Regions from separate parts of the Homo sapiens genome. Here regions 1 and 3 are each linked to region 2. Evidence: chromatin loops called from intact Hi-C (ENCODE). Cell type or tissue: CD4-positive, alpha-beta T cell. All regions are shown on one strand. Each heading gives the region's core, and the rest is flanking DNA. Links, peaks and the distances in the headings are about the cores only.

Region 1 (10,275 bases), core at 2,870-7,869, 150 kb after region 2:
TTTGAGAGATAGTATGGTAATGGAGCTTGTTTACCAACAACAATAACCACAAAAAATCGAAGACCAGTGATTTCTTATCTCATTTGGCATTGGTCTTTGGTGTGAAAAAGGTAAATTCTAGAACTCACTATTCACATAATCCATATCACACATCAAAGTCTACAGTATAAATACTATTCCTTAATAAAACTGATAATTTGCAAGGCATGGTGCAATGTAGTTTTGAAAGATGCTGTCATCTTTTTAATAACTAGCTCACATCCACTCTACCTGCCATGAATATTTGAACTCACTTTGGTCATGGTGTTGACATGAACCCTTCTGGCTGAGTTTTTTCCCTGACATTGTTTTCACTCTGTCCATTTATATTTTTGCTTATATTTTTGCCAATTTATTTGATGGTGTGTTAAAAACTGATTCAAACATCTAAAAGTTTCTTCTTCTGTCATGTACATTTCAAGAGTTTAGAAAATAATAAATCTTTCTCATATTTGCCTGCATGGACTTACAATACAAAAGCAAGCAACACAGAGTCTTGTCCACTGGAGCTATCAAAATTTCACAAAATTTCAGCCTTTTAATTGATTCATTAAACACACTGGGTGATAATTCTTGCATCTGAGCTAGTATCTTATGAGACAGTGAGAGTGGTTGAATTTTTATAGTAGCCAGTTGCATTGTTTAAACAGATGGTTTAACAAAACTACCCCTGATGGTACATTCCATTTTCCCTCAGAGTACATCTACTTAGAGTCATGCTGAATGTGACTTTTTATTGTAAGATTTAATTTTAGTTCATATTCCGTTTTCTAGGTACAGTAAGTTCAAGACACACTGTAAGATACCAATAACCTTATTTTTATTCTCACTATATTCTGTTTCAAAATACCATTGTATGGCTGCAGCAGACCAGCATGGCACATGTATACATATGTAACTAACCTGCACATTGTGCACATGTACCCTAAAACTTAAAGTATAATAATAATAATAATAAAACAAAATACCATTGTAACTTGGCAGGCATCGTAAAACTATTTTGCAAATTTTTACTGCATGAAGTACATCCAGTAACTTTTAGCTCCATAAAAGGTGAATCCCAATGACAAATAATTATTAATGTTTTCCTTGTCTCTGCATGACTTTATGAGAAAATTTTCCACACATGGCCTTCATTGACTGGCCTTCGACCTGGTCAGACTTGTCATTTTTATCTTGATACATTTCTTATTGTAAGCATAATTATCCCATTCCCACTTGTGGGGCAGAGGAAAATAAATATAAACATAAACTCTGTCTCATACACATATACATATATACGTATAAAATTTATAAACCTGAAGGCAAGAAAGTTTAATTCATTAAAACTACTACAATATGTTACTGCCATAAGACAATGCATAACATGTCCACTTGTATTGGATAACTGATTTTCACCCCAGAAGAGAGCACAATGCTGACCATATACACCCAAGCCCTACCCAGCAATTTAATGGAGCGTGGTCTTTCCCATGTTAATAGAGGGTGTATACTTGCAATAGTTTACTTTTGGGTACATGCACAGGCCCAAATTCAGGGACAGATTATAGCAGACCTACATGATCTGTTCAAAGACACAACTGTAAGACATTCAAATATATACACAAGAGCGAAAATATATTTCAAGAGAGAAATGCTGTTTCTGGGTTTGAACTTAACCAAGCTCACCCAGTAGTAGAAGTCACTGTAGTGGTGGTCTCTAGTATGTTAAAATCTGGTGCATGTGAAATTTGAGTGTGTATTTATTATAATTTCTTTTTCTAAAGAGTTGAAGTATATATATCTCACAATGAAGCTAGAGTTTTGTATTTGTGGAATCTTTGCAACAAGGCATAGCCTTGCCCCATGGGTAACATATGGCAACTCATTGAAGGAAAGAAGCTGAGCCAACTAATAAGGAAAACGCAGCTGCTCCCCTACTAGGCAAAGGGAAACCACAGCTGGTATTGAGGTAGGAGACTGGCAGGACTTGTTTTCCAGACCAGATAGGAAACTGCCCAGAACCAGCAAGTGGCACCAAGAAAGCAACCTGTACTTGCCCTAGCTGCCCATCAGCATAAGACACTCCTGCCAGTGCCATGACAGTTTACAAATGTCATGGCAACACCCGGAAGTTATCACCCCTTTCCACCACAAAACCTGGAAGTTACCACCCATTTTCTAGAAATTTCTGAATGACCTATCCCTTAATTTGCATTTAATTAAAAATGAGTATAAATACTGCTAACCAACAGCCCATATGCTGCTCCTCTGAGCAAACTGCCTATGAGCTAGCTCTATTGTGCAAGGAGCAGTCACTGAGCAGTGACACTGCTGCTTCAATAAACCTGCTTTCTTCCACTGCCAGTTCACTCTTGAATTCTTTCCTGAGCAAAGCCAAGAACCTGCCTTGCATCAGTACTGGCATGCAGAGAGGCAGACAGGAGTGGCCTAAGATGAGAGCAAGGTGGGCAGAGTTAGGTCTTCTCGATGGAGAAGTGGACAAACTTGAAGAGGAGGGACCTGAAAGGACCAGGGAGAACCTGCCAGAGGAAGGACAAGTCGGCTGGGAGGTGAAGGAGCATGGGATCTATCTACAATATGGATCTGCATGTTCTTGGGGTACCATGCAGTTGGGCTGGAACTTCTTCCTCTCCTCTAAACCAACTGTATTAGGCCATTCTCACACTGCTATAAAGAAATACAATAATTTGGATAATTTAGAAAGAAAAGAGGTTTAATTGGCTCACGGTTTTGCAGGCTGTACAGGAAGCATGGCACTTGGAGGCCTCGGGAAACTTTCAATCACGGCAGAAGATAAAGGGGAAGCAGGCACATCTTCCATGCCTGGAGCAGGAGGAAGAGACAGAGGTGGGAGGTGGGAGGTTCTACACACTTTTAAACAACCAGATCTAGCAATAACTCACTCTCAGGAGAACAGCACCAAAGGGGAAATCCATCCCCCTGATCCCATCACCTCCCACCAGGCCCCACCTCCAACATTGGGGATTACAAGTTGACCTGAGATTTGGGCAGTGACACAGACCCAAACCGTATCACCAACCCTCCCCAGTTCAAGACACTTTTTCTCTCTGCAGTTTGGAGTCATCTGAAATCACACCAGTTCTATTTCCTTTTCTTAACTTCATGAGTTTGGGCGTGCATTTTCTAAGCTACTGTTCTGTGGACCATCATTCCACAGGAAAAAACCTGTTTCCCACCAGAGATTAATATTAAGCTGAACTAAAATCAATGAGTTTCTTTATTGAAGGATATCAAGCCTTTATTATACCAATTTGAGGGGGGAGAATTTCCTAGGGGGGATTTATTATGTCATGTTTTCCATACTAATTCAATTTAAAAAAATGTTTCTTTTTGTAGCATACCTGTTAATTTCTCCTGAAACTCATGTCCCACAAAACACAGTCTGAGAAATCCTGCTTAGTGTAAGGCGCTGCATGTCCCGGAGCCCCCAGCTTTCACTCACCAAGGCAGCAAGTCATTCCCAACCTTCCCCACAGTCAGAGGGAACTGCATGTTTGGGGGCATGTTTGGGGGCCATCCATGTTTCCAACTAGATCCCTTAAAAGGAAATTATTTACTATGGTTATTTTCCACAGCACCATCCAGGTGAGAAGGAATAGGGGCTAGGTCAGGTAAATTTGGATTAGAGTGGAAATTAACATGAAGTGTAGGTTCTAGGCAGGCATTAAATAGAACTACCAAAGGGGTGTCCACAGGGTGTCTAGGAAACGAGGAATGAAAAGTGAGAGAGAGGATTATGAACACCAATGTCACTTATTTCCTGATGCTGACTAGTTAGGAAGTAATTTGGGGAAATCACCAGAACTTCGTCTGTCAATATGAAAGGTGGATTTAAAGTTCCTTTTCTGTTTTTGTACCTTTACCCTTCTCCCAGGTTATATATATCTGAGTCCCTTGTATATTATAGACTGTCAATAAATCCTTGAATGAAAGAGGGAAGGAGTGAATGGGAATTGCGTTAGTTCAAATTATAAAACACATAAAGTTTATTTTCAGGCATGTTTTCCTCTTGGATTTTAACGACTTTCTTCTCTTCTTTCCCTCTATTATGTAAACCCCACTCGAAGGCACGCCTGATTCCGTCTTAGACTGCTGTTTTATTCAAGGGTAGTTTGTTATTTCAATATGGGTCAGATCTCAGCTAAAAGACTGACTCTCTGACCTTATGGTAGGAAGAATCCCTTTGAGCATCAAAGTCTCCGCAGAGCCCTGCAATTTTACCACAAAAGAGAAAACCCACTCTTGAGTTCTGAGGATGAACAAATGTAAAATGATGAATTGATAACCCACCATCTTTAGTGTCTACTTTAATTCTAGAAGACATTCCAGGGATTGTCCCAGGTGGGACATTTTCCCAGAGACACAACTCCAGTGTCTTGAGCAGGAGTGTGGCTGCTTTGTGGGTGACTACAGGGCATGCAATGCGTGTATCCAGTTGAAACCACAGGGAAGAATTCTGGTGGCCGGGATGTAATTACCCAGTAATCTGGGGCATTTGTCTTCCGGGTCCCATCTCTCCACCAGTCCATAATCAAAGCAGGGCATTATGACTGCGCCAAGACAGATTCCAGACTAAATATTTTAAAAAGAAGATATTGTTGGCTGGACCTCCAAGTGAGATAGTTGAGAGAGATGTCTGATGAAGCAAAAGGTTTGGAGGAAATGGTAAGAGATCTGTACTTGTTGCTTGATTTTAGAGTATGCTGAAAACGAGTACTCTAAGCATTGTTTCAAGAATTAAAAAGGGAGAATGACAACTAGAGCAGAATCTTGCCTCAAGCCTCTCTTGGGAATTTCTTTTTTTCCTCTTTCCCAACTTCCCTCCCTCCCTCCCTCCCTCCCTCTCTCCCTCCTTCCCTCCCTCTCTCCCTCCTTCCCTCCCTCCTTTCCTTCTTTCCTTCCTTCCTTTATTTGGTACCTATACACCAGGAACTGTGTTAAGGTTACAAAGATAAATGGGAGCTGGTTCCTGCTCTGAACGTGTCCAGTGATCCCTTTCTCTTCCCTCCTCCACCAACCTTGCCTGAGCCTTCATTGTCTCCATTTTAACTTTTCTGTATTTTTTCTACACTTTACATAACAGCCTGTATTAGTTATAGTTTTCCAGAGAAATAGAACCAATAGGATATATATGGAGAGAGACAGACAGAGACAGAGAGAGAGACACACACACACACACACACACACACACACACACACACACACACACATATATATATATATATATATAGAGAGAGAGAGAGAGAGAGAGAGAGAGAGAGAAGCTGAGGTTGATTTTAAGGAATTGGCTCACATGATTATGAGGGCTGGCCAGGCTGAAGTCTGCGCAGCAGGCAGACAGGCTGGAGACCAGGGAAGAGCTGGTGTTGCTGCTGAAGTCCAAAGTCGGTCTGAAGGCAGAATGTATTCCTCTTTAGGGGACCTCTGGTTTTTTTCCTTCTTAAGGCCTTTGTGATGAGGCCTAACCACATCCTGGAGGATAACTACTTTACTCTTAGTGTAATTTAAATGTGAATCACCTAAAAAATACCTTCACAGTGACATCTAGACTGGTGTTTGATCACATATCTGGGTGGCACGGCCTGCCCTAGTTGACACGTAAAACTCACATCACACAGTCCCTCTCACCACTGACACCAGCATCCTCCCTAGACTCTGTTTCTTCTCGGGATTCTTCTCTGTACCTTACCCCACCTGTCCTCCCAACCACTTCCCTCACCCTCACAGGAACCCCGAGGCAACAGTGACAGCAGCTGACATTTACTGAGCTCCTCCTGTTTGCCAGACACTGTGTCACATGCTTTGCACGGATTTCTTACTTAATTCTCACAACTCTTTGAAGTAAGCACTTTTGTTATCACCTTATCTCAGCCAGAGAGGTTCGAAACCTTGCCGGAGGGCTTAGAGCTAGAGTACAGTGGGGCAGGGATTCAGAAACCAGTCAGCCTGACACCAGCCTGGGGGGTTCACTGCTGGGCCACACTGGCACCCTTCACATGCAGGGTGGCCCCTATAGGAAGCCTCCTCCCCTTCCCTTCCCCCTCCCATTGAGACTGTGAAAATCCTCAAGCACGAGAGGGTGCAACTGCTGGTTCGGTTAACCCCATGGGACAACACAGGGAGCGTGACCTTGGCGGTGGCAGAGCATGCGGGTACCTCTATGGGATGCCCTGCCTAGAGCCCGTGCTCCCCTACAGAGCAGGGCAGGCAGGGAAGTACAACCCAGTGTTGCCCTGGGGAAAGGCTTCCTGAACCCTGTGGCCAGGCCACAGCAAAACCCACTGCCGTGAGGCACTCTACAGTCATTTACAATCATTCTGGAGTAGAAAATCAATGACATGGGGAAATGTTCATGATACACTAAATTAAAAAGCCGGTTCTGCCTGTAATCCCAGTGCTTTGGGAGGCTGAGGTGGGCGGATCACCTGAGATCAGGAGTTGGAGACCAGACTGGCCAATATGGTGAAACCCCACCTCTACTAAAAATACAAATATTAGCCAGGCATGGTGGTGGGTGCCTATAATCTCAGCTACTCAGGAGGCTGAGGCAGGAGAATCACTTGAACCCTGGAGGCAGATGTTGCAGTGAGCTGAGATTGCACCACTGCACTCCAGCCTGGTGACAGAGCGAGATTCCATCTCAAAAAAAAAAAAAAAAGCCAGTTTCTAGAAGTTTGTAAATATGAGCTCTCAAAGCATGTATTACACATATTACACATGTAAACATACATATAGATGTGTATAAATATATGTACATACATAGAAAAAAACTGAAACGCTAGGCTCAAAAATGAAGTAGGATTATGGGTGGTTATTACTTTAGTCTTTATGTTTTCCTGCATTTTCCAAATTTTCTACAAATAAATATATGTTGTAGAAATGTAAAAAATATTGTATTATTCTGCTGCAATTAAAAGACTGGTCACATAGGAAGACATTTTGATACTTAACTGTTTCTGGGCCATTTAATCCTGTACCAATCTATTGTTAAAAATTAATTCCTGGCCGGGAGCAGTGGCTCACGCCTGTAATCCCAGCACTTTGGGAGGCTGAGGCAGGCAGATCACGAGGTCAGGATTTCAAGATCAGCCTGGCCAACATAGTGAAACCCTGTCTCTACTAAAAATACAAAAAATTAACTGGGCATGGTGGCGGGTGCCTGTAATCCCAGCTACTTGGGAGGCTGAGGCAAGAGAATTGCTTGAACCTGGGAGGCAGAGGTTGCAGTGAGCCAAGATCGAGCCATTGCACACCAGCCTGGGCGACAATGCCAGACTCTGTCTCAAAAAAATAAAATAAATAATAATAATAATTCCTGGAAATACAGGGCTCAAAAAATCCATATTGAAATTATTGGTTACAGATGGGATGTCAGTCCCTAAAGAGATAAGGTGGCCAGCCTGGGAGGGAGCATCAGCTCTCCCAAGAGGAAAATAATCCAACAAAGGTGTTTGGCTTAATGTCAAGAATTTCCATTGCAAAAATATTTTCCATTCTTTAAACAGAGCCTAATCCAAAAGAAACTTCAGATGCCCATGATGGTACTTTCCATTTTAAATCTCCACCTCCCGCTTATTTCGGTCTCAATAGCATTCTTGTGCTTTGTGAATGGTAAAGAAAAAGCTGGAAATTGTAAAGGTCTTTTTCAAATTGTCACCCATTTTATTAATCCCTCAAGTTGTAGTGGTGTGACTGAGTTTTTAAGCAGCATTCCAGGACTAATAAAACAAATAAGAGCTGTCTACTTTGCAAAGAGAAAAACTTATTCCAATTAACTTTCATGGATCCAAAAGCTTGTAAATCTTGATGTTATTTTCACAGGCTATGTATATGCCTTTAAATAACAATAATAAATAATCATACCATGTATCATATTATTTATACATTATCCCATTTATGCTCAAAATGTTCCCAAGACTCTGTATAACTTCTGTGGCATGAAGAAACCAAGGCCTCAAGCTGTTAAGTTGTTTGCCCAAGTACTCACAGCTGGCAAATAAGAAAGCCAGAACGTCTGCCTCCAAACAGAGTGTACTATCCACCTCACACTATCTCCTTCACATCTTAGAAGGTGGCTTGAGGTTGTGGAAACAGCCATAAGTCATTCAGACCAAGGTCTCATAAATTAAAGGGGTCATTCAACCAATGGCTGTCAGTGAAGAGTATTGAATGTGCACCGTAGTCAATGTATGATTCTATTTGGGGAGATGATCAGATGAATGGTCCCTACTGTTACCAAATTGAGTAATGGTATTTGGTCAAAAAATGATATGGGGTGGGGGGTGAAAAGGAGGTGGGGATGGTTAATGGGTACAAAAAAATAGGAAGAATGAATAATTTGATAGCAAAATAGGGTGACTATAGTCAATAATAATTTAACTGCACATTTTAAAATAACTAAAGGAAGATATAATTGGATTGTTTATAACACAAATGATAAATGCTTGAGGGGATGGATACTCCATTCTCCATGATGTGGTTGTTACACATTGCATACCTGTATCAAAACATCTCATGTACCCTATAAATATATACACCTACTATGAACCCACACAAATTTAAAATAAAATTTGAAATTAGAAAAAAATGAGGTGCCACTTTTAATATAATGAGACTGTGTGTGTGTGCATGTTGTAAACCTACTCCAAAGGCCTTAATTAGCACCTACGCCCTTGAAGGCACTGGGGACATTTTAGATATTGGGCAATGTGTGATTATCCTCACAAAAGAGGCTAGTTTCAGACTGATTTCACAATGCATGTTTGGTCACATTATGAAAAGTAGTCTGAAAAACTGAAAATGCTGCTTTTGTGTATTGATTTATTAACTTGTTAGTCAGGACACATGACTGTCAAAACCTTACCTATCATTAATACTTTCAGAGTCAAACTAAGGATTGACATTCAGGCACTATAAATCTCATATTTCATTTGCCCTCTGTATCCTTTTAAAATATATTACCTTTGGTTTGGAGTGATTTGAGGGTTTTCTTTTTTTAATTGGTGTTGCTATCTGTCTATCTATCTATCTATCTATCTATCTATCTATCTATCATCTATCATCTATCTATATGTCTATCTATCTCTGTAACTATATATTAGTTAGGAGCTATTTTCTTTTTTCTTTGAGATAGAGTTTTGCTCTTGTTGCCCAGGCTGGAGTGCAATGGTGCCATCTTGGCTCACCGCAACCTCCGCCTCCCGGGTTCAAGTGATTCTCCTGCCTCCTGAGTAGCTGGGATTACAGGCATGCGCCACCACATCTGGCTAATTTTTGTATTTTTAGTAGAGACAGTGTTTCTCCATGTTGTTCAGGCTGGTCTCGAACTCCCGACCTCAGGTGATCTGCCCACCTCAGCTTCCCAAAGTGCTGGGATTACAGGTGTGAGCCACCATGCCCAGCCTAGGGGCTGTTTTCTAAAAAATTGATATCTGAATCCTTCCTGTCCAGATCTTCATAATGTTACATTCTAGATCACTTATTTTTTGTGTGACTTTTCCTAGGAGCACTTGGTAATGTTGCCTTAAATATTACACTTGAAACAGAAAATTCACTAGGCCTCTAGTAAATATCAGGATGCTGATAGGCTAAGATCAAATTAGATGGTGTGGTATAGACCAAGTAGAAATGACTCTTCTGTATCAATTAACATATGTGATTCTTTGATAGTCCCTAGAAATAGGCCTTTTAATGTAGAGTAACTAGTAAATTTTACGCTAGAGTCCTTAAAAATAAAAAAGATTGCAAAAAACCAGTCATAATTCTTGATGGTATGATTCACTAACTTCTACCCTTCTGTATTTTGAACTTCTAAATCCAGGCCATATAGCAGTGTTTCCCAAACTTGTCTGTAATGAAGTTTTTACTGGTTCACAGAGCAGTTAGAAAAATTAACACATAGAGTAAATATAATAAATAAATGTATAAATGTATTCATGAATTGGGATGTGCTAGTTAAGCTAAATAATAATGCACCTCTAATATATAACCCTCAAATCTCAATTGTTTAACACAATAAAGGGTTATTTTGCAGTTCTATCACAGTCCATGAACGTGAGGACTGCTCCGGTGGTCATTCTGGGACCTGCACTCCTTCCATTCAGGGGCTCTGCCATCTTCTAGAACCTGGGAAGGGAGGGTAGAGAGGACACACGTGCACCTAGCCACCTGGCCCGGAGGAAGCATGCATCCCTTCTGCACTCCATTGCTAAG
Region 2 (10,275 bases), core at 2,033-7,032:
TAGGAACAGCCAAGATATACCAGTCCAATCCATTTTCCCTTAAACACTCAACAGGTTTCTTGCACCAGGATTCTTATTTCCACTTCTGCACTTTTGCCGGTGTCATTCCTTCACCTAGACAGGCTCCGTTTCCCTCTTCATTGCCATCATTACCTCCTCCATGGCTCACCTCCACCAAGAAACTTTCTCTGACTAGTTCCATTGCAGGATAATGACTACCTTTCCTTCTCTTGGCATGATTGTTTAGCTCTGGCTATGCTGCTATGCTATTTCTTGTTTGGCTAGTGATAATGGTTAATAATAATAATAGCTATCATTTATGAAAAACTATCATTTATGAAAAACTACTATGTGCTAGGTACCTGACTAGGCTATTTATGAAGCTCAATAATCTTCCCAACAATCACACAGGCTATGTAGATATTATGCCTGTTTTATATATAAGGCAACTATGGCTTAAAGAGAAATCATTTGCTCAGGGCCACACAGCTTGCAAATGGCAGAGCTAGGATTTGAACCAACAGAATGCAGGTACCATCCATAGTGCCTTGTGGACATGTTTAGTCAGTTCATGAATGCCAGCTGACTCTGGCCCAGTTCATCATAGGCAGTTATTTTATCTTTTGCTTTTGCATTCTCCATGCAAATAAGTAGAACATAAGAACAATACTTTTCATTATAGGTGTAAGTTTCCAGTTTTGTGCTGTGGTATCGTTAAAGTGTCATTTTTCATCTGAGCATTGGAGTTACTGGGAAAAAAATCGATTTGATTTTAAGGTCATTGTTTAACATTTTTCTCTCTGTGAATGCCTAACCTGCTTTCTCAAAAGAACATCTGATTTAAGTCGCATCAAATACCACACTGTCCTTTGTTCTGAGGCCTAAAATGTTAAAATATGTATTTATGCCCCAGGTTTTATATGCCAATGCTTTATCTCCCCAATTTGACCTCATAGCCACCACTGTAGAGGCCTCACACGACATTAACAGCTTCCAGTTACACCCAGAATCTCCTCGGTAACATAGCCCGTTATTAACCTGTACTATGCAGATCCCTAGAGTTGGATACTTTTCTAATAAGAATGAAAATTTTTCACAAGATTCATCCAGGGCTTTTTGCCTTTATATTTTTTAGATTGAAGACTCTCATGTCCTAAGTGGTTCCAATATTCAATACTTGACATTTTTTTGTCATTTCTTATTATATAAGCTTTTTAAACCTTCATTCACACATTACTTTTGTCATTTAAAACATTCCAATGTGAAAGGTATTGATTAAATGCAATTATCAATATGCAGTTATCAATTGATTCCTCTCAAATCTCTCTTTTTCTTGATTCTTGTTTGTTTTCCTTTTTTAAATGCTTAATTTAGAGTCTTAGCAGAAAAATTTTCCATAACTACTTTTGCGAACAGTTTGGTGTGCGATATGACCACATTTGGCCTCTCAAAAGGATGGTCTTTGAGGCCTGAAACCAAGGTTGTTAATAAGGGAATACAAGTATTTTTCACCCTAGATCCTTACCTTTCTGCTTCGAGTCGCATCTCCTCCCTCTTTTGCCTTCTAAGTTCTCTGCGACGCTCAAAATCATCCATGGTGTGATTTCAGGTTCAGGGAGACCAGATGATGTCTGGACCTGAAAGAGAGGAGGTAGAGTCAATATCATTGATAACTCAGTGTGTTACTTCTCCTGAGTTACTATGGGCCCTCTTTCCCATTTGTCATTCTCCTGATTTTTCTTTACTCTTAGAAAGCTGATAAGGTAGCCAGTGATCAATTTCTGACTCCTGAGCCGAGTTAAATTCAGTCTCATTCATGAATCTCCTAGAGACAAATAAGTAAGATCCCAAGATTATTTATTCTTTAAAAAAGACCTCCGGAGACAGAGAGGTTTTGAAGACTTGAAATATTGGTAGAATCACTTGAAATTCTAATGAATGATTTTGCTCTTTGTAACTTTCTGAACCCCAGACCAAAGTTATGAAAAAGTGAACAAAGGAGGAGGAAAACAGGAATGACAAACAGAAAAGAAAAGTGGCAAGAAGAGGTATTTGTAGGAACTAGGAGAAAAGTGAAAGCGAGAAATAAAATAATACAGTGTCTAGGCATATAATGTGCATATTCTCAAAGAAGCATCAGGATTTTAATAAAGACTGCAGCAGTAACATCATGAATAAACATCATGAAGCAACATTTTTAAAAGCAGTTAAGTGGTGATCAAGCTGTTTTCCAAGCTCTAAAATCACTGCTTTTCTACAGATGTAACCCAACCATTTTACCCTTTCCTACCTCCTCTGTGATGGTTTTAATTCCGGAAAGACCTTCCCCTTCCAGCTCTTTAAATGAGGAGCCCGTTTCCCCTGCGTTTCTGTGCCATGGAGTCAAGTATTCCAGAATTCCCCTGCAGCCCCCAAACCCAAAATGACTACCAGAAAGGGGGAAGCGGGCTCTTTTTGTCCTTGCTTTGTTTACAGAGCTGTCAGTGGTTAGTTAAACTCAGCCTGGAATCTGGCATTTAAGGCCTGCTTGAAGATTGTTTCCTGTGCGGAATGGGAGGCCTCCACTTCCTCTGGAATCCTAGACTCTCTGCTGCGCTCGAATCACAGAAATATTTTCCAGCCCTTTATGTGCACATGAGACGAGCCATTTGCCCTGTGTGAAAAAATAAGGAGCTGTACAAAACCTAAAGCCATCACACCTGAAGGCATCTTTGTTTGAAGGAGCAAAAAACAAAACTTAGATTTTGAAGCCAAGTTCAGAAACCTTCTTAAATAAATTGTCCAATTATTTTATTTTCAAAGGTTTTTTCCCCTCTAAAAAAACCCCACAAAAACAAAAATAAAAGTTCAGCCAACAAAAGCAAAACTATACAATGTTTGAATTTTTCCCCTTTTTTATCCTCTAGGGTATTATTAATGCTGCTTATAAATCTTTAGAAATTCAAATCTTGGTGTTTATTTGGGGTTTTAAATTTTTGATGTTTATCTATCTTACTCTTACCAAGAGTACTTCCCTAGGCTTTGCTAGTTATGAAGGAAACAACCCATTTTCCTTCTTATTATTTCATCGACCATAAAGAAATTTTTCTACACTTTCCAATCTAGTCTGTAATTATCTGAATGGAAAAAGAAAAAGTGATTTGAGAGTTCCCTAAGAGGGCATCCCAGGGCCCTTCTCCCTGGGGTAGGCTCCTGTTCTGACCACAGGGCAGGAGTGTGTGAGGACAGCCCTGTGGGCAGTAGGGTCTAAACTCCTGGACTCGAATGCCAGGTGCAGTGGGAGGGTAGACTCTTCTCTTCCTTCCATGTGGTCTTTTGTTGCATATAAAGTGCCTCTTGAATAACTATAGCAATAGCAAACAGACATGGGAAAAAGAGGTCCGTCTATAAGCAAACAATTTTACCTTTTAAAATTTATCCAAGTAGCTTGAAGAGCATCCTCTAAGCCTCTGTCTGGTTTTTGCTCCTACCTCATCAAATTTAAGTAGTCATTCTGGCTGTTTGTCAGCAACAGTGGTTCTCAGCCTATACCTCTGGTAGAGGTGCTAATGAGCAGTGAAATGAATATCTCCAAGCAGGCTGGAGATGCACATGGTCTGCAGAGCCGGGCAGTGTCTTGGAATACTTAAAAGGGAAGTGAAACTAACATCGTGAGGTCAGTTTGGCTGACCATCCTCACTGGCTCTTAACCCACGCAAATTCTTTTTCTCCTACCCATTCTCTTCTCCCACTCCTCACCTTCTCTTGCTTACTTGAGCACTTTTTCTTTCCCAGCCATAGAAAAACTACCTGCCATTTGAATGCTGCTGAGTATACATGTGGGGGCACCCAGAGGGAGAGAGAGAGCGTGTGCCATTTCCTACAGACCAGTGCTTTTCTAGGTGAGGCTTTGTGCACACGAGTGGGTGTAGCTTAGAGGAAAGCACAAAACCACATCTGTGTACCATGTGGTATGACTCTCGGTGGTGTGTGTGTCTTGTGTGGGGGAGAGAAGCTGTATGTGTTTATGAAAATGGCTCTCGGTATCAACCCAGGATGGGGCTGGAGATCCTCCTTCATCCCTGCACCCTTATATCACAGAGCTTTTCAGCCCTTCTCTAGCATCTTTCCTTTGTAAGAGGAGACATGTCTAGGTAGAATGGTAAGTGATTTTCTTTTTCTCTTCTACGTCCCCAGTCCCCAGGCAGTAATCCCTCATTTCCTGCCCTACCCCTACTCAGTGCTGAATTCTTTTCAGCAACATTGGTTAGGAAACAAACTCTCAACCAATGAAGGGATGAAAAGTCAAGACAGGGTGATTCCATCAGTCGTGAGGCTCTGGGTGTCACAAATAGAGTAGTGTGAAAGAGCTAAGTATTGATGTTAGTGACAGATGATGCGTTCTCGGAGAGTTTTATGAAAATCTAAATTTTTGTGCTGGAGGAGGGACTGTGGTCATGCTATTGAAAAATTTACTGAGGTGACTTCTTTTGTAAAGAGGGGAAAAACAAAAACCTTAACAGAGGCAGATGTCATTACCTATGGATATGTCTGTGTTTTCAATATGGATTCTCATAGATAGGATTTTCTTTTAAAACAGGGCATGCCTAAACTGCCATGATTAAGAAATAAGTCAGTGTTAAAGGTTTCAGGCCAGATGCAGTGGCTCATGCCTGTAATCCCAGCACTTTGGGAGGCCAAGGTGGGTGGATCACTTGAGGTCAGGAGTTCGAGACCAGCCTGGCCAACACGGTGAAACCCCATCTTTACTAAACACACAAAAAATTAGCTGGGTGTGATGGCAGGTGCCTATAATCCTAGCTACTCAGGAGGCTGAGGCAGGAGAATCACTTGAACTCGTGAGGTGGAGGTTGCAGTGAGCTGAGATTGAGCCGCTTCACTCCAGTCTGAGCGACAGAGCGAGACTCCATCTCAAAAAAAAAAAAGGAAAGAAAAAAGATTTCAAATCACCAAACACACTGCCCTTCCTTTTTTTTTTTTTTGAGATGGAGTTTCACTCTTGTCACCCAGGCTGGAGTGCAATGGCGCGATCTCGGCTCACTGCAGCCTTTGCCTCCCAGGTTCGAGAAATTCTCCTGCTTCAGCCTCCTGAGTACCTGGGATTACAGGTGTATACCGCCACACCCGGCTAATTTTTATTTTTAGTAGAGACGGGGTTTCACCGTGTTGGCCAGGCTGGTCTCTAACTCCTGACCTCAGGTGATCCTCCCCTCGGCCTCCCAAAGTGCTGGGATTACAGGCATGAGCCACCGCACCCAGCCTGCCCTTCTTTTTGAACAAAGCCACGAGCCTGCGGCCCAGGGGATTGGCATGATGTGACGAGAGGCGTGTCCTGCATCTTACCACCACGCCAGGGCTTCCGGGACTTTCCTCTCTTTCCTTTCCTTCCTCCTTGCTTTTTTTTCTCTGCCTCTTTTCAAAGGCAGAATATTGAGTGGTATTTCTTCTGACATTAAAAAAAATTTTCTCTTTCTTTGTGACTTTTTTTTCTTCTCTGTCTCCCACCCTGTGTCGGAAATGAAAGTATATTTATATTTATTAAAATCAATTTATGGCTCGTTTCCTTTAAAAATTTAGTTCAATAGCTGATGTGCATCTTTCAACCAAGAAATGTATTATGTTTTATATTCTTTTTTGCTGTTTTTCTTTTTCCCTCTATGGGCATGTAGCCCTCACTATAGATATTTCCTGTGATGCCTTTATAAGGGGAACTAGTAAGTTTCTGCTTTTGTTTGGGTCAGTGTTGGTGGCAGATAAGCCATTTTAGGTGTGTGTGGGTATGCTCACCTGTGTCACCTGTGCATGAGCACGTGTGTAAATGCAGTCAAGGCAGGAGATGTTTGTGAGCAGGTGGCTAACCCAGCACTCAACACTTAGGGACAAGGCCATGTGGAAGAAGCTAAGTCTTATCTACTTTTTGGGCAGTGCCAGTATTGATCTTGGAATGCAAGAAGAATAAAATCTGTTGTGTCAGGGGCACTGAATAAGTTAATGCAGCATCCAAAAGGAACTAACATTTATTGAATATGTACTATGTGGCAGGCTGTTTTTTAAGCCTTTAACATTTTTAATGAATAGACTTATTTCTTAGAGCAGAAAAAAAGCGAATAGAGAGTACAGAGTTTCCATATATTCCCCCCTCCCCAACTCCTGCCCACATTTTCTCCTGCATTTGGAGATAGAGTCTTTGCAGATGTAGTCAAGATGAGGTGATTAGGGTGGTCCCTTATCCAATATGATGGTGTCCTTATGAAAAGGGGAAATTTGGCACAGAGACAGACAAACACAGAGGGGAGATAATGTGAAGACATGGTGAGATGCCATGAGAAAATGGAGACAAGGAAGACCTAAGGCCACCAGAAAGCTGAGAAAGAGAAATGGGACAAACCCTTCCCCAGTGCCTTCAGAGGGAGCCTGGCCATGCTGACACCTCCATTTCAAACTTCAACTCTCCGTAACAGTGGGACAAGAAATTACTGTTATTATAGACCAACTAGTGTGTGGTACTTTGTTATGGCAGCCCTAGGAAACTTAGGAACATCTTGCAGTAGTGTGGTACATTTGTTCCAATTGACAAACCAGTATTCATGCATTATGATTAACTAAAGTTCATAGTTTACATTAAGGTTCACTCTTTGTTGCACAGTTTCATAGGTTTCACCAAATACCGAATGTCATGTATTCACCATAGTAGCATCATACAGAATAGCTTCACTGCCCTAAAAACCCCACCTGCTCCACTCATTTATCCCTTCCCTCTCCTTACTCCAAAACCCTGGCAATCACTGATGTTTTTATGTCTCTACAGCTTTGAGTTTTCCAGAATATCATATAGTTGGAATCATACAGTATGTCTGTAGCCTTTTCTGATTGGCTTATTCCACTTAACAACACACATTTAAGTTTCCTTCAAGTCTTTTCATGGCTGATAGCTCTGCTGGGCCATTAAAATATAAGTAATTTTACTTTATCTGGGTAACAGATCTGTGAGGTAGCTAGTATAATCCCCATTTTATGGAATTTCAAAGTGCATACACTTAACCACTATAATAGGACTAATCCACTATTTCTCTCTAGGATTTGTTTCCCATTTCAGGGAACAAACAAGAGTGCCCCAAAGAAGTTCTGAGAGGACTATTATCAGTGATTGCCACATTGATTCATTGGATCATATAACCTTAGGTAAGAAATAATCCTAAAAATTACCTATGCCTTCGGTTTACAACCTGTTTGGTTTAAATCATAGAATTATCAAGTCACAAAAGATCTCAATTGAATTAGCCTTCCAAATGCTTATTTCATCTCTGTTAATTTATTGTTAGTGCTTTGTAAAATTCGTAACTCAGGATGGCTGTATCCTCGACAGCATCATTGCATACTTTTCTTCAATATCTTAGTTTCTTCTCTTATATTGTACCTTCTTCATTACACATCTTCCTCCTCTAACCCACTGTATCCTCATTCACAACATCATCATTTCTCTGCTCTCGCAAGGAACTCTAGTCTTGGAACACTCAAAACCATTATTAGACAGGTCCTCTCTGACTAGCCATCATTTTGCACCCACTGTAAATTTCATGATTCAGCTACTTCAGTGAGGCCTCACAAAAACATTTATACAATCAATATACAATAAATATTTACCGCACAGCTACTATGTGCCAGGTACTGTTCTCGACACTGGGGTATAACAGTGAACAAGACAGAAAAGGTCTTTGCCTTCCTGGAATTGATAGTTTAGACTTTCTTGCTTCTTTAAAGTTCCACCAGGCTTGTCACACCCATCTTCAACCTTGAATCACACCTATCACCTGCTTTCTGTTTTGTGTTCTTGAGATTCAGTGCTTTGTGGGAGAAAGGGAGCATGTCGTGTATATCCTAAAGATTTGCATTCATTTCAGTTGGGCCATCGCTGCAACTCAGTGATGTTTCTCTTCATCCTACAGGTATTGGGTGATTTCTGGGTACAACATACTCCAGCAGATTTCCTACCTCTGATCTGCAATGATCATCGCTTACCTTGACCCTTTAACTGTTTTCCTTCACAAACCCTTGGCAAATAGTGACCTGGAATGAGACCTAGGAGACTGAGACTGAAGCTCTATGAGCTTTGTTTCTCTATAAAGTGAGCTGGTTGGAGAGATAATATTCAAAGTTTCATCTTACGCCACATAATAATACTATGGCTGTATACCTGCTTGAGCCAGCAAAGCTGGAGGTATCACACATGACATATCCATGCTTCTTCCTCCTTCCCAGACATAAATGTGTTGAGTATCTAAGTCTGTTCTCATTTAATTTTTTGATCTAGAAACCATTAACCTTCCTTTCAAGCTGATCATACCACAGCATCCTACATAAAAATATTTTATCACCTCTCAAATATGTCTTACAACTTTCTACCTCTACATTTTTACTCATTCTTTTTAATCTACATCTTCACTATCCATATTTTTATTCAATCATGAATTTCATGCTCAAATTTTACTTCCCTCATGATACCCTTTCCTGAGAACCCTAGCTTAAAAGCGACAATTCCCTCCTTGAATATCTATAATTCATGTTGATAATCAATAACACACTGTCAGCTACAGCTCATCAATTGTTCTCTTTAGCTAGTCTTTAAATATTTGTATTAGTATTTTACTTTCCATATGCTTTTGTTCTTAAGGCCACTTATGAAAAGATATAGTCTTTAAAAAAATTTTTCCACAATTGAGACAGAGTAGGCACTCAGAAATTGTAGCCAATTTGAGCCACTGGATTTCTATTCTAGATTTTACCATTCTGAGTATGGAAAATGTAACTCAAGCCAATTCATCTCTCTGTACTTTATTGACTGATCAGTGTTTACAAAGTGAATCAAAGACCTTGGTAATTGACTATGTATGAATCTCAAAAATTATATAAACCCACATTTGCAGTAGTTACACAGTAAATCTGGCAGCACTTTCTTTCCGACTGTACCAAATGAACTTTTGTTCTTTTCAAAAAAAATCAATTTGTCAACCCACTTTGCTCTTTTCTGAGCTCAATGGTTCATTTGGGATTGAAAAACCAAATAAACAAATGGATTATAATGTACAGTTTGCACTTAACTTTAGCTCAACCTTCACCATCTTGTTCCAAAAATCTGTGCTACTTTAAAAAAATACATGCATTTACCAAGGCAGGTCTGTCAAGAACAGCAGCATAGAAATAAGAGTGAATACAATCAACCTGAGGCACTTTGTCTTCTCAAGGTGTTTCTTTTCTCTAATCAATGGAATCCAACATACTAAGGGCAGGTTAACAGGTTATGACCTGTTTTTCCCTTGCCTTCCCCGCACAATCTCTTAGCATTACCATTTCTCTATTTGTACTTCTCCACTAGCAAACAGAAGACCTGGCAGATTTAACATTATTAAAGCCAATGTCTTTATGCCCTTTCTTTCACCTTCTGAGTAGCAGACAGTTTGAGTAGTTTAGATTTGTGAAATGATGGTTTTTGTATATACTAACTTCAACACTTAGGAAGACACCATGTTTAGGGACTTTAGGTTGCATCTTCAAGTGTTATCACAAATATCACCACCTTAATTTGGAGCACTTTATATTTTTCAAAACTTTATGGTTATCATTATTTGATCCTCCCAAGTAAGAAGAATCAATTCAACCCCATTTGAAGAAAGGAGACTGAGACATATAAAGCTTTGACATTAGCTCCTTAACCACTACAAATCAGTGGAAAACCAGGATTGGCATTTAGACTAATTTCTAAACCAACTTGAAAGTTTCTTAGAAGAATGAAGAGAAGTGAAAATTTGGGACACGACTTCTTCTGTTTTCTTTTCAAGCATTTAAATACTTTTCCTTGATGAACTCAAGGAGAATTAGGCTGAAAGACAGAGTTTAATGCTAAATCAGAATAGGCATGCTGCTCTATTGGCCACTAGAGAAGAACAAATGACACAAGCGTAAACCCTAAGGCAAGGTGGAAATTCTCCACTACCTTGTGTCCATGTGAGAAAAAATGCGTAGACTTGCAACAAATATGTAAAGATGCTTTCTAAATGTATGCCTGACTAACAGAGGCATTCACAATATTATCACACATAATTCAGATACAGGGAGGGCTGGCTCCAGCGCAACTACCCAAAAATGGGGGTGCATGGAAAGGGTAGACCCCTATCCCTGAAAAAGCCAGGGAGAAGAAGTGGCCATCTATTTAGGGTTATGGCGAAAATATATTTTTTAAGATTCTAAGGCTATGCTGTCCAATATGGTAGCCACCAG
Region 3 (10,275 bases), core at 4,919-9,918, 73 kb before region 2:
ACACAACTATAAAAAGATGAAGACATATCATTAGCACCTACTGTGACCCCTGAGTTTCTTTAATAAATTTACTGTATGATACAGTTAGAACACTGATAATTTTAAAACATGTCGATACTCAAAGTAGAACTTCAGTAGAATGCAGAGTTTTCACTAACACAGAGTTCACCTAAGTTGGATTTGCCTGGGACTTCACTAAGCAGAATTTAGTGGCTTAATTTAGGCTTGAAGCCCTTGTTATAAGTAGTCTTTAAGAGACAGAGATACAGCTTTGCCATTTAAATACTTATTAGCAAGTAGTAAGGTCATTCTTAACTAGATGTCAACGTAGATATCCTATTCCTGACACTTTTGTCTAAGGAACAAAGGAATTATCACACCCTAACATCATTTACTACATGTAAAGAATGGTACAGTGTTTCTAGCTGTGAAACAAGAGGAAGAATAAAACAAGAAATGGGCTCAAGAAATACACTGTGCAATATTGATTTTATAATATATATATGTATATTATATATCATGCTTTTTAAACACTGAAGTAGTTCTGAATATCCTGTGTCCTCCAGAACAATAATTTTCAAGCTGCAGACCAGAAAATCAATTTAGTAGATTGTAATCAACATTTAAAAAAAAAAAAAACAGAAAATATCAGAGTGCACTGCATAGAGCAAAACAAAGTACCATTTCTTGACACACTTGTTTCAGTTATAAAAATATATACAGGTGTGTACTGGGTCATTATGTAAAATTTATTTCTTACTAAGGGCTTAGGTTAAAAAATTTAGAACTATTGGTCTAGGCTCATGCCAGTTACAGGTAAACTTTTATTTTGAACTCAAACAAGGTTAAAGGGTCCCTCAAAACCTTGCTGTCAAAGGCTCTTTCAGGGTCTTCTAGGTTCACAGGCCTGTGACTCCTCTCTCAGTCAATTTAGGGTCTTTCCTTCCAAAAATGAGTTTGCTCTCTCTTTGTGTTCATCATATTACTGTACAGGAACTGGACCGGCAAAACACATGCCTATAGAAACATCTATGGATTCCACTAGGTGTCACTCAGTCTTCATTTTGGACAATCAAAATGTCCGTCATTAGGGACTGGCTAAATAAGTCCTAATACATCCATCCAGTAGAATCTAATATCATTAATTATAGGCTTATATTTATTGGCATAGAAAGCAAGCTATGACACATTCTTATGCACAGTGCAAGAATCAATGTAAAATTATAAGTATACTCACACACGTATATACTACATATAAATATACACACGTGTGTGCATTTATCTTGAATATTATATACATAGATAAATATCTGGAAAAAGTGTTACTGCTAGTTATCTTTGGGTGGTGGGTGCTTATTTTTATTCTTCTATTTTCTGAGCGTTTTTATAATGAGTATTTTTTTCTATAATCGGAAAAAATCTTTTAATTTCTACCTTCAAAAATAAAAAATCAAAAAACCATTTTGCACTTTCTATAAAACCCTTGGTATAATTTGCATCGCTATATCTTGCTCATTGAATTGAGATTTTTATGTCATGTTTTAGAGAAAACGAGTTACAAGAAAATGCAGATATCAAAGGGAACAGTAATTAAATCACACATAAGCAGCTATGCTCAAAACAGGAGCAAAAGTTTTGTTCACACCACCTCTGCCTATGTGCATGACCTCAGCATTAGGGTGCCACTTAATGTGGAAATCGTTCCATAAAGTTCTTTCTCCCCGCACCCCACCCCCACCACCCTACCCCCGTCCTTGGCTTCCTTAGGTGTAAGTCAAGATGAGTATCAGGCCTTTGACCATTAAGAACACAGCTTGTTTTCAGTGAAGCTGGTAGGTACTAAACTTACCTAAATAGAGGCTAGGCGGATACTCTCTTCCTCTCTCCTCATTTTATATGTATATGGAGCAAAACTATACTTCTCTACTTCAATCAGCGTGAACTTCTAATTGAAACTAAAACTCACATACGTTGGTGGCTAAACAAAAATAAATAATATGGTAGCAGCTTGTTCCTGTATTTTTTTTTCCTGCCCAAAATAGAAAAATTAAGGCCAGAGTCACACGTAAGTGTTCTTAGCACTTAACTTGTCACCATCTCTTGTGACTATTCCTTTCTTCGAATTACCCAGCTTTTTGGATTTCTACACAATAGGCATGTTAATTATTAATTTGAGCTTTGAAGCTTGTTGGCAAGTTTGCTAATTGTTAAACAGACTTTTTTCTACTGACAGATTTTCTTAAACGTTATTTCTCTTAACAAAAAACTTATACCTTAAAAGAACCTTATGTTTACAAGACATCTTTTAAACTATTAAAAAATAGTAATATTAGGTAATATTCATTGAACACTTTTCATGAACCTAACACTATTCTAGGGCTTTAAAACATTAAACTACAGACACTTCAGCAAGTTTTAGACTCAACTTACCAACCTGAATCAACTCGCTTTGTAGATTTTCTATGAATGTTCAATAAACTTAATTTTCACATCTATTCTCTTGGCAATCCCAAGTAATATCTATAGATTCTACCTTTCTTACACCTTCATCATTTTATTTAGATCTTTTATGTACACCTTTTCTTCTGTGAGCTTTAGGTTCTCCTTTGGATAAATATGAATAGGTTTCTGCTTAAATTTACGTACAAAAAAATTGTTTTGGGGCAACCGTATTTATCCATCTTAGCCTCTTGGATGAGACTGAAATATCCATCCCTAGTAGCTCCGCCTGCTTTTGAATATTACAAAGGCTTTGGTGTGAGGAGCATGTCAGATTTCTCCCTCAAACCTGCTTGATGACTTTCTTATTTGAAGTGTTCAGAAAAACAGGGTCACTAGGCAAGCCTGCAGCCAAGGAACAAGCCCGGGGAAATCCACATTGCAGGGACCCAAGACTCCTCTCCGGCACATCTGGCACAGCAACCAGTGACAAAACAGAGGTTGGAATTTGGCCCCAGTGGTTGGAGAGAGTGTTTTGTGGGGAAGGAGCACAGGAATCACGTAGCCAGCCCAGTGTCTGCACCTCAAGTTCTTCTACAAAATTGGTAGAGAGCTCTCAGGATTCGACTGTATTTAGAAATGAGGATTTACCTGAATATACTGGTCTCGTCTGTCTGATAATCAGTTGCCCAGATTTTCAGTTTGATGGGGTAAGGGATTATGTTGAGGGGAAAGCTCAAGCTATACAAGAGAGTTTTTCCAAACTGTATAAAATAGAGCAGTAGGTCCATACCTCTCACTCCCTCTTAGAGACTTCCAATGAAAATGAACATGAAGGGCTCTCAAAGTCATGTGGTAAAGAAATCTGAGGAATTTAGCTTAATCCAGTGTTTCCCAAGTATTTCGCCACAAAACAATCTTAGTCTTATGCAATATTTATTTACAACCTTTAGAAAATGCATTCTTGAAAATGGTACTGAGAAAGGTCTCTTAGGAAGGTGGTCAGACCATATAGAGAATCATTGAATGACATGAATCCCAGTTATAATGTTTTCTAATACACTAATCTCACAAAAGGTCAGTGAACAAAAACATGGATGCCAAGCATGATCTGCCTTTCAAAATAATGGGAAAAGCAGACTAAGCCCTGTCTGAGCGATGACTGCTGGTCTTCTGTTAGTGATATAAGAACTGGACCTGCTGACTGAGTATCTCTAAGACAATGGCTAATGACCTCACAACAAAAGCATGCTGCCTGCTTAGCACGTTTCTGTCTGGAAGCACAGGATGGGAAGACTGACTTTTTTTTTTTTTTCTTTGCATGTGAACACAGTTTCTATTAACTAGTTGCTACTTCTTACCTGAAAGTATTCTCAGTATGTTTAAGTTTGTGGGTCATGAATTCTCCATTCTGCGACTTAACTTCTGTAAATCCCTTCTTTCGATCCATGAAGCTCTTAACTTCTTCTTTGGGTTCTTTGTCCTTTTTAATCTTTTCATCTTTGATCTAACCAACAGTACATATCAGGAAGAAACAGAACAAGAAAAATCTTATTAGGTTTTGGTTGGTATCATCAAGTAAGACCCAAAATTGTTAGGAAGGCAGAAAACTCAGAAAGAAACCACTCAGATGTGGTAGAGTTGGAATCAGGTGAAATTCTTAGAGAATGAGCTATGGTCCTTTAGCCTGTGAACAAACACCTTTACCACAATTTTAAGAAGGTAAGATCATCCCTGATCTCACTGAGGTTTTTATTTTCAAGAGCAGTGGTAGTACTATTGTTTGGAAACCACTAAGTTCTGGGAACTTCATGTAAAAGTAGCTGTTTGCAGTTCCCACTGGGAAGAGCAATTATTAGGATGGCTTTGATGGAAGAATGACCACGTTGCTTAGACAGGTTTCTTCCTGGATGGTGAGAGAATCTGTGAGAGAGACACAAATGGGAAAGAAAGAAAAGGAAACCTATCAGTTTAGCTAGATCTGCCAAACCAACTCTGGCGAAGACCAGTATTTTAATCAACTGAGTAAATTATGTCCCAAGGATGGGACATTTACTAACCCTACCTTTAGTAGGAGGATCCAAAGATATGTGGGGTCTGTGAGAACATGTCTGTAGTCATCTAAACCATTAAAGTTAGAATGGAATAGGAAAAATTCCAGGGTTTACCTTGATTTCCATTGTCAATAAAAATTTAGTTCTCTGGAAGTAGTTTTGTGGTTGTGGTGGGAGACATAGGAAGATGATATATGGAGGGCAGGTGTTAGCTTTCATATTTTGTGCGTTTTGTGTTTCTTTCAGTAAGTGAGACAGATTATTTAAAAGTATACTGAATTTACATAGCTTTTTGTGGGGGAGGGGGTAAAGGAATTCAAATCACTTCACTTATATCATCTCATCCATTCTTAAAAGATGAGTGTGAAAACAGGTGAGGTGCATTCACGATGGTTCTTTTCAAGACAGTTACAAACCATGAGCATTCTAAAGAAATCCAGAGGAAAGGTAGGCCATAAGAACTCAGGACTTTAGGTGTTGTGGCCTAGGAGGTTCTATCCTGACCTGATCACTCACCTCTTCTCACCTATTCTTCAGATACTCTGTGAAGATTTACTCCTAAAGTGCATTTTTTTTTTTAAGAGACAGAGTCTTGCTCTGTTGCCCAGGCTGGAGTGCAGTGGTGCGATCTCAGCTCACTGCAGCTTCCACCTCCCGGGTTCAAGGGATTCTCCCGCCTTAGCATCCTGAGTAGCTGGGATTACAGGCATGCAACACCACACCCAGATAATTTTTGTATTTTTTAGTAGAGAATGGGTTTCACCTTGTTGGCCAGGCTGGTCTCAAACTCCTGACCTCAAGTGATCTGCCCACCTCGGCCTCCCAAAGTGCTGGGATTACAGGTGTGAGCCACTGCACCTGGCCTAAAGTGCATGTTTTACAAAGCAGAGCACAGTTTTTTGCTCTTTATTGATAAGTTTTAAGTCATTTGATTGTCTTCTTTGGGTATTATCTGATTAATTACTAGGGATTCACTTCTATGCTGCCCTAATTAGTTAAGACTTCAATCTTTCACCATGGGGTATATACCTAGGATGTCCCTCGGACACACTGAAAATGGGGGCTGTACTTTGCCATTCTCTGCAAGAGCTTTGTCTGTAAATCAGGAAACCTGACTTTTGGCTCCAGTGCTGACAACAAACTAGTTGTGTTACTTGGACAAATCACTTGACTGCTCTGGGATGCTGGTCCCAAGTACGTGAAAAAATGCGGTTGGACCAGATGATTCCTTCCGAATTTTTCATCCTGTCATTTCCCTCTTGGGTCCTCATGGGTCATGAGAGGCTACAGAAAAAAGGAGCAAGCTCATAGCCTGAATGACAGCTTCACTGTGGCTCCCTGATGGCTGTCCTTGCCCAAGAATATATCAGTATTCACTGGACAGGAAGGAGGAAACAAAATATATTCTCATTTTGGCCTATTGTTGTTAGACTTAGCCCCAGAAACCATGGACTGGAGTTTATGTTCTAGTTAAGAAGCATCTGTGGCTCCAAATGTGAGGGAAACCCATTTTAGGGATAACCATGAAATAAATTCCGAGTAGGAGCTCACGGTCTGTGGAGCACTACGCATGGAGACATTCCCTTTAACTCATTTATCCTATGTTGCAGTCAGAAAAATTTCCATTCTCCCCAAATGTATTATATCTGATTTACTGGTCCCAAAAGTGTTTAAAATAGATTTGTAAGATGATACATGTCTAACAGAAAAAAAATCCCCCCTTTTTTCAAGCTCTGCCTTTATTGGCAAAGGCTATAGTGGATGGCAGGCTTATATTCTTTTTGGAAAACCTTAGAAACCTTGTCAATGTAATAATGACGATTTGAGTTCAACTGAAAATTATTTTCTCTTTCTGGGAAATGAATAAATAAAGTAATTCCGTAGAGCCTTTACATTTTTTTTTAGATGTTATGGCAGATTTAACCCAAACTCATGGGATTCTGAGCCCCCTGGGAAAGGCATTAGATCTTATAGGTCAGACTGTTACCATGGAGAACGTCCGTGCTGAAGGATTAATAGATAGCCGGGTATCCTGAAAAAGTTTGTGTGCTTCATACACAGATAACATTAGCATACTCATAAAAAAGGCTCTGGCCAAATGGGATCATTTGGGTTTTGAAACTCTAGATATTTGGGATATCCAGTGGAATAATACATGGGGATGAGGTGGGGGATGGGAATTCAAATGACAGGCCCTTGTGCCAGAGAGACACTCAGAAAGTCAAGCAAGCAAGAACTGAGATGTGTCTCGAGCATATTTTGCATTATTTGGTTCCAGAATAGCAACAAGAGCTGGGTGTAGCTACTGTTTCTCAGGCTGGGTTTTACGTGCTTTTGTTAGCTTCATAAGCCCCAAATCCTTTCCTGGGTTCAATTTCTATAACATGGACGTCTTCTAGACTCCTCGCTACTACTGCAAGTTTGGTCCACGGACAACATGGACCTCATGGAATCAGATTCTGCATTTAATAAGACTGCCAGGTGATTTGCATGCACACTAATGTTTGGGCAGGATTGATCCGCATGACACGAACATCACTTTTAATACCTCAGGAGCAGCTCGGCTAGAAACTCTGTTTTCCTGTTAGAGGCCAGAAAAGAAAGAAAATAGCTCCTGCATGAAGAACCAAAAAGAGACTTTTTATGATTGGAGAGGAGAGAAAAAAGCTAAATTAAGTTTCAGTGTTGGTGATCGTCTGCAACTCATTGCCACAGTTAAACTGCAGTGGAGAAAGGTTTTATTTTGTGTGTTTTTTAAGACATTGGAGTGATTTCTGGAAATGTTTTCTTTAAGAAGGCTCACGTGATGTTTGTGTTTACTTGTGGTTGCCCTATCCTATGCTGCATAAATCCTTGAAAGGAAAGGTTTTAGTTAGTTGCTTTCTTTCTTCTTCTTTTTTTTTTTTTTGTACAAAAAGGAAAAAAAAATAGGAAGAGGTTGTTTAAAATGGCTGAATCATGTAAACATGATTTAAAGCTGTCTACATAAAGAAACAACACAACTAGCTGGAAAGGGGAAAACCTAGTCTTTCGAGCAGCAGGTTATGTACACAGTATTAAAAAAGGAATATAGATTGGGGTTGTTTTCTTTTTTTAAAAAAACCAGTTTGAGTAGCTTATCTGGCCTTGTGTCAAAAACAAGCCAAAAGTTTTGGAACTGGCTGGAATGTGCTGAGGGGCAACTTGGGAAAACGGCAGGGCTCACTCATTCCTGGGAGTATCTGATTGACACAGAGGACGCTGTTGAACTGGGGCCTTATCTGAAAAGAGACAAAAGGATCATCCGAGTGGCAACTGATGGGCCCTTCTAGTTCTCAGACACTCTACATAGGTATAGAAAGCTTTGGTCAGTAAAAACAAATTAGTGAACTGAATGAAATTTTAAATATAGAATCCAGTGTTTTCTACAGCCTCCCTTCCCCCATGTGTTTAATTACTGAGTCATCATTTCATGCCCACTTCTTTCTATAAAGACATTCACCAAGAAACATTACAAGAACCCATGTGGGACATATTTCTGAGTTTAGTTCTGAGGTAACTTTCATTTTTCTTTTTTGTAAATGAATTTGTAGGTATTTGGTCACCAAATGAAAAGTATTTCCCAACATGTTCAATGAATGATTTCCTTGACTGCCTCATGAGAGCTAAATTCAGTTTTCCTGTTATTAACATTTACACTTTCTCCTTCCTTTACATGGCCTGTGCTCACATTCAATTTTCACTTCCAAACCACCACAACTTCTATTAGAAACAGAGGAACATACATCTTAACAGAAATGTAATATGTAACATGAACTAGGGGTTTTCATTTTTCACGTGAAATTGACAAAACGTATTTAAGAAAATAACCCACCCCCTATTTAATCTGGCCATGTTTTCTAAATATGGATTTCTCTGTTTAAGATTTTGAATTTTCTTAATAGATGCCATAGTTTTCTTAATAGATGGGTTGGAGCATGTTGGCTACAAATCACTTCACCAGTCTCATAGGCGAAGAACTTCGGGTCTTCCTACTTCAAATAATTCAGTTTCACCACATCCTAATAAGTATTGTGAACTTATTCGATATAGTCACAATTTTTAAGATTATTTGGGGCAAACACAGCATGAGAGTTGAAGTGCAATCAAGTGTTCTGATGTGGTGTTCTGATTACTGTCAAACCCCGTGCCATTCTATCTGTATAGCTCCTTGTTCACTTACCTACAGTCAAATACCCTGGCACCCGCTCCTGTGTGTGCCTCAGAAATGCAATGCAGAACATTTGGCCAAACTTTTCTTTTGAAAACCAAATATCATCTTCAGTTCACCATATTTTCTACTGAGATGTGTGTGGGTGTTTTTCCTTTGAAAAGTTAAAGCATTAATCAAGGCCAGTTGGAAATATTTCATGATTGAAATGAAAGTAGAATGGCTCAAGGAAAAAAAATTAGCATTCAGAAGAATAGAAAACAGGATAAATTGATTCCAGCAGTGTTTTTCAAGCCTTTTTGATGACGTCCCACAGAAAAAAAGACAATTTACCTGACAATGCAATACTTACTACCTACAATGCCCTCTGATGGCTTCTATCCATTTCATTTTTTAAAAAATGCTGACTGATACATTTAATTAATTTTGAGACACTCTAAGCTGATCTCACTATTCAGTGGACTGTGAGTCATGGCTTGAAATACACTGGATATGAGGTTACAATTTTGAGATCATCAGACCTGAGATATCTTGGAACACTGACTGCTTTTTCTGTTGCTTTACGATCATTACTTTTCAATCATATTTACCTCTTCTTTTTTGAAGGTAGGCTTGTCTTCTTGGAGCTTTTCTCTTTTAGCTTGCACTTTAGTTCCCTTCTCTTCTCCCTTTTTATTTTCAAGAATGGTAAGGTCACACAAGTAAAAGAAGCCCTTTCTAGTTTACAAGAGTGACAGGGTGCTCGGATCGCCTTGCAAGTGCTGCGTGGGATGGCTTCTCTTCTGCCGTCTCAGCGCTCACAGCACAGTGGTTCTAAACAGCAAGGTGGGATATTTTCTTCCCACCCCAACATCTTCTCGTGTGCCTGCCATTGCGCTCACTGAAATCTAGCATGATGTGGCACTCCTCGTGTGTTTACAAACCTCGTGTGTGGTTTGGTGCACTTTGCTCATGGTCTCAATTTTAGCTGTGTTCATGAGCCTCTTGTACAGAAGCAGGAGTTAAAGATACCTTCAGTGCAATGCAGGCTTAGTGACAGAGAATTTGCTCTGGAAAGGTGAATGTGAAAGCATCTCTTTTTTTCTTTTTTTAGGAGTGGTGGTGGTGGTGTGGTGGTGATTAGGTACAGTGCTTTCAATGCAGTCTTGCAGACAGAAAAAAAATCTTTCTCAAAGCTTACAAACATTTCCCCCCTACTATTTCCACCCTTCCTCAGGCCACATGAATTTGTGTCACCCAGATAATAAAGAAGCAGCATGTATGCTCTTAATTACCAGTCAAATATAAATCAATACTACCCTAAATTAATGGCTTTCTGCAAGTCTACATTAAGCTGAGGTCTACATGTTGGCAAATCAGGGTTTTGACTTTTTTTTTTAAGGAAAGTTTCCAACCAGTTCCTTTCCCCCTCTTTATTACCAGTTAATTTCCAGGGGTTTGTTTTTGCCTTTTTGTTGTTGTTGTTGTTTTTGTTGTTGAGATGGAGTCTCTCCCTGTTGCCCAGTGGAGTGCAGTGGCACAATCTCAGCTCATTGCAACCTCTGCCTCCCAGGTTCAAGTGATTCTCCTGCCTCAGCCTCCTGAGTAGCTGGG

What was found. A loop is a pair of places that touch in the nucleus more often than their neighbours do. Peaks named below come from ENCODE experiments on the same cell type or tissue, not always from the same donor. Only the 100,000 strongest peaks of a DNase experiment are listed, where the experiment ranks them.
Region 1: a loop joins it to region 2, with 9 times the contacts of the local background. A loop is called at or near these places in 3 of 110 quality-filtered maps.
Region 3: it touches region 2 in a loop (2.0-fold over the local background); 11 of 110 quality-filtered maps call a loop at or near these places.

What each region holds. Positions count from the first base shown.
Region 1 is chr7:134,706,679-134,716,953 of GRCh38, reverse strand. All of the region lies in intron 1 of LOC124901750 (a long non-coding RNA gene), which reads left to right. It also overlaps a transcript of CALD1 not described here. Among named protein-coding and RNA genes, the nearest start is that of BPGM, 65 kb to the right of the region's middle. In CD4-positive, alpha-beta T cell, for the core only: no CTCF peak of the experiment used is centred there; a DNase peak (open chromatin) is centred at 5,723; H3K27ac peaks cover 1,121 bases.
Region 2 is chr7:134,859,055-134,869,329 of GRCh38, reverse strand. CALD1 (caldesmon 1) reads right to left here. Exons shown (of 15, transcript NM_033138.4): 3 at 1,526-1,637. The coding sequence starts at 1,596. Among named protein-coding and RNA genes, the nearest start is that of CALD1, 85 kb to the right of the region's middle. In CD4-positive, alpha-beta T cell, for the core only: no CTCF peak of the experiment used is centred there; DNase peaks (open chromatin) are centred at 3,909 and 4,239; H3K4me3 peaks cover 1,226 bases; H3K27ac peaks cover 904 bases.
Region 3 is chr7:134,934,763-134,945,037 of GRCh38, reverse strand. CALD1 (caldesmon 1) reads right to left here. Exons shown (of 15, transcript NM_033138.4): 6 at 9,273-9,350; 7 at 3,801-3,946. Among named protein-coding and RNA genes, the nearest start is that of AGBL3, 47 kb to the left of the region's middle. RefSeq lists a silencer at 6,924-7,129. In CD4-positive, alpha-beta T cell, for the core only: no CTCF peak of the experiment used is centred there; no DNase peak of the experiment used is centred there.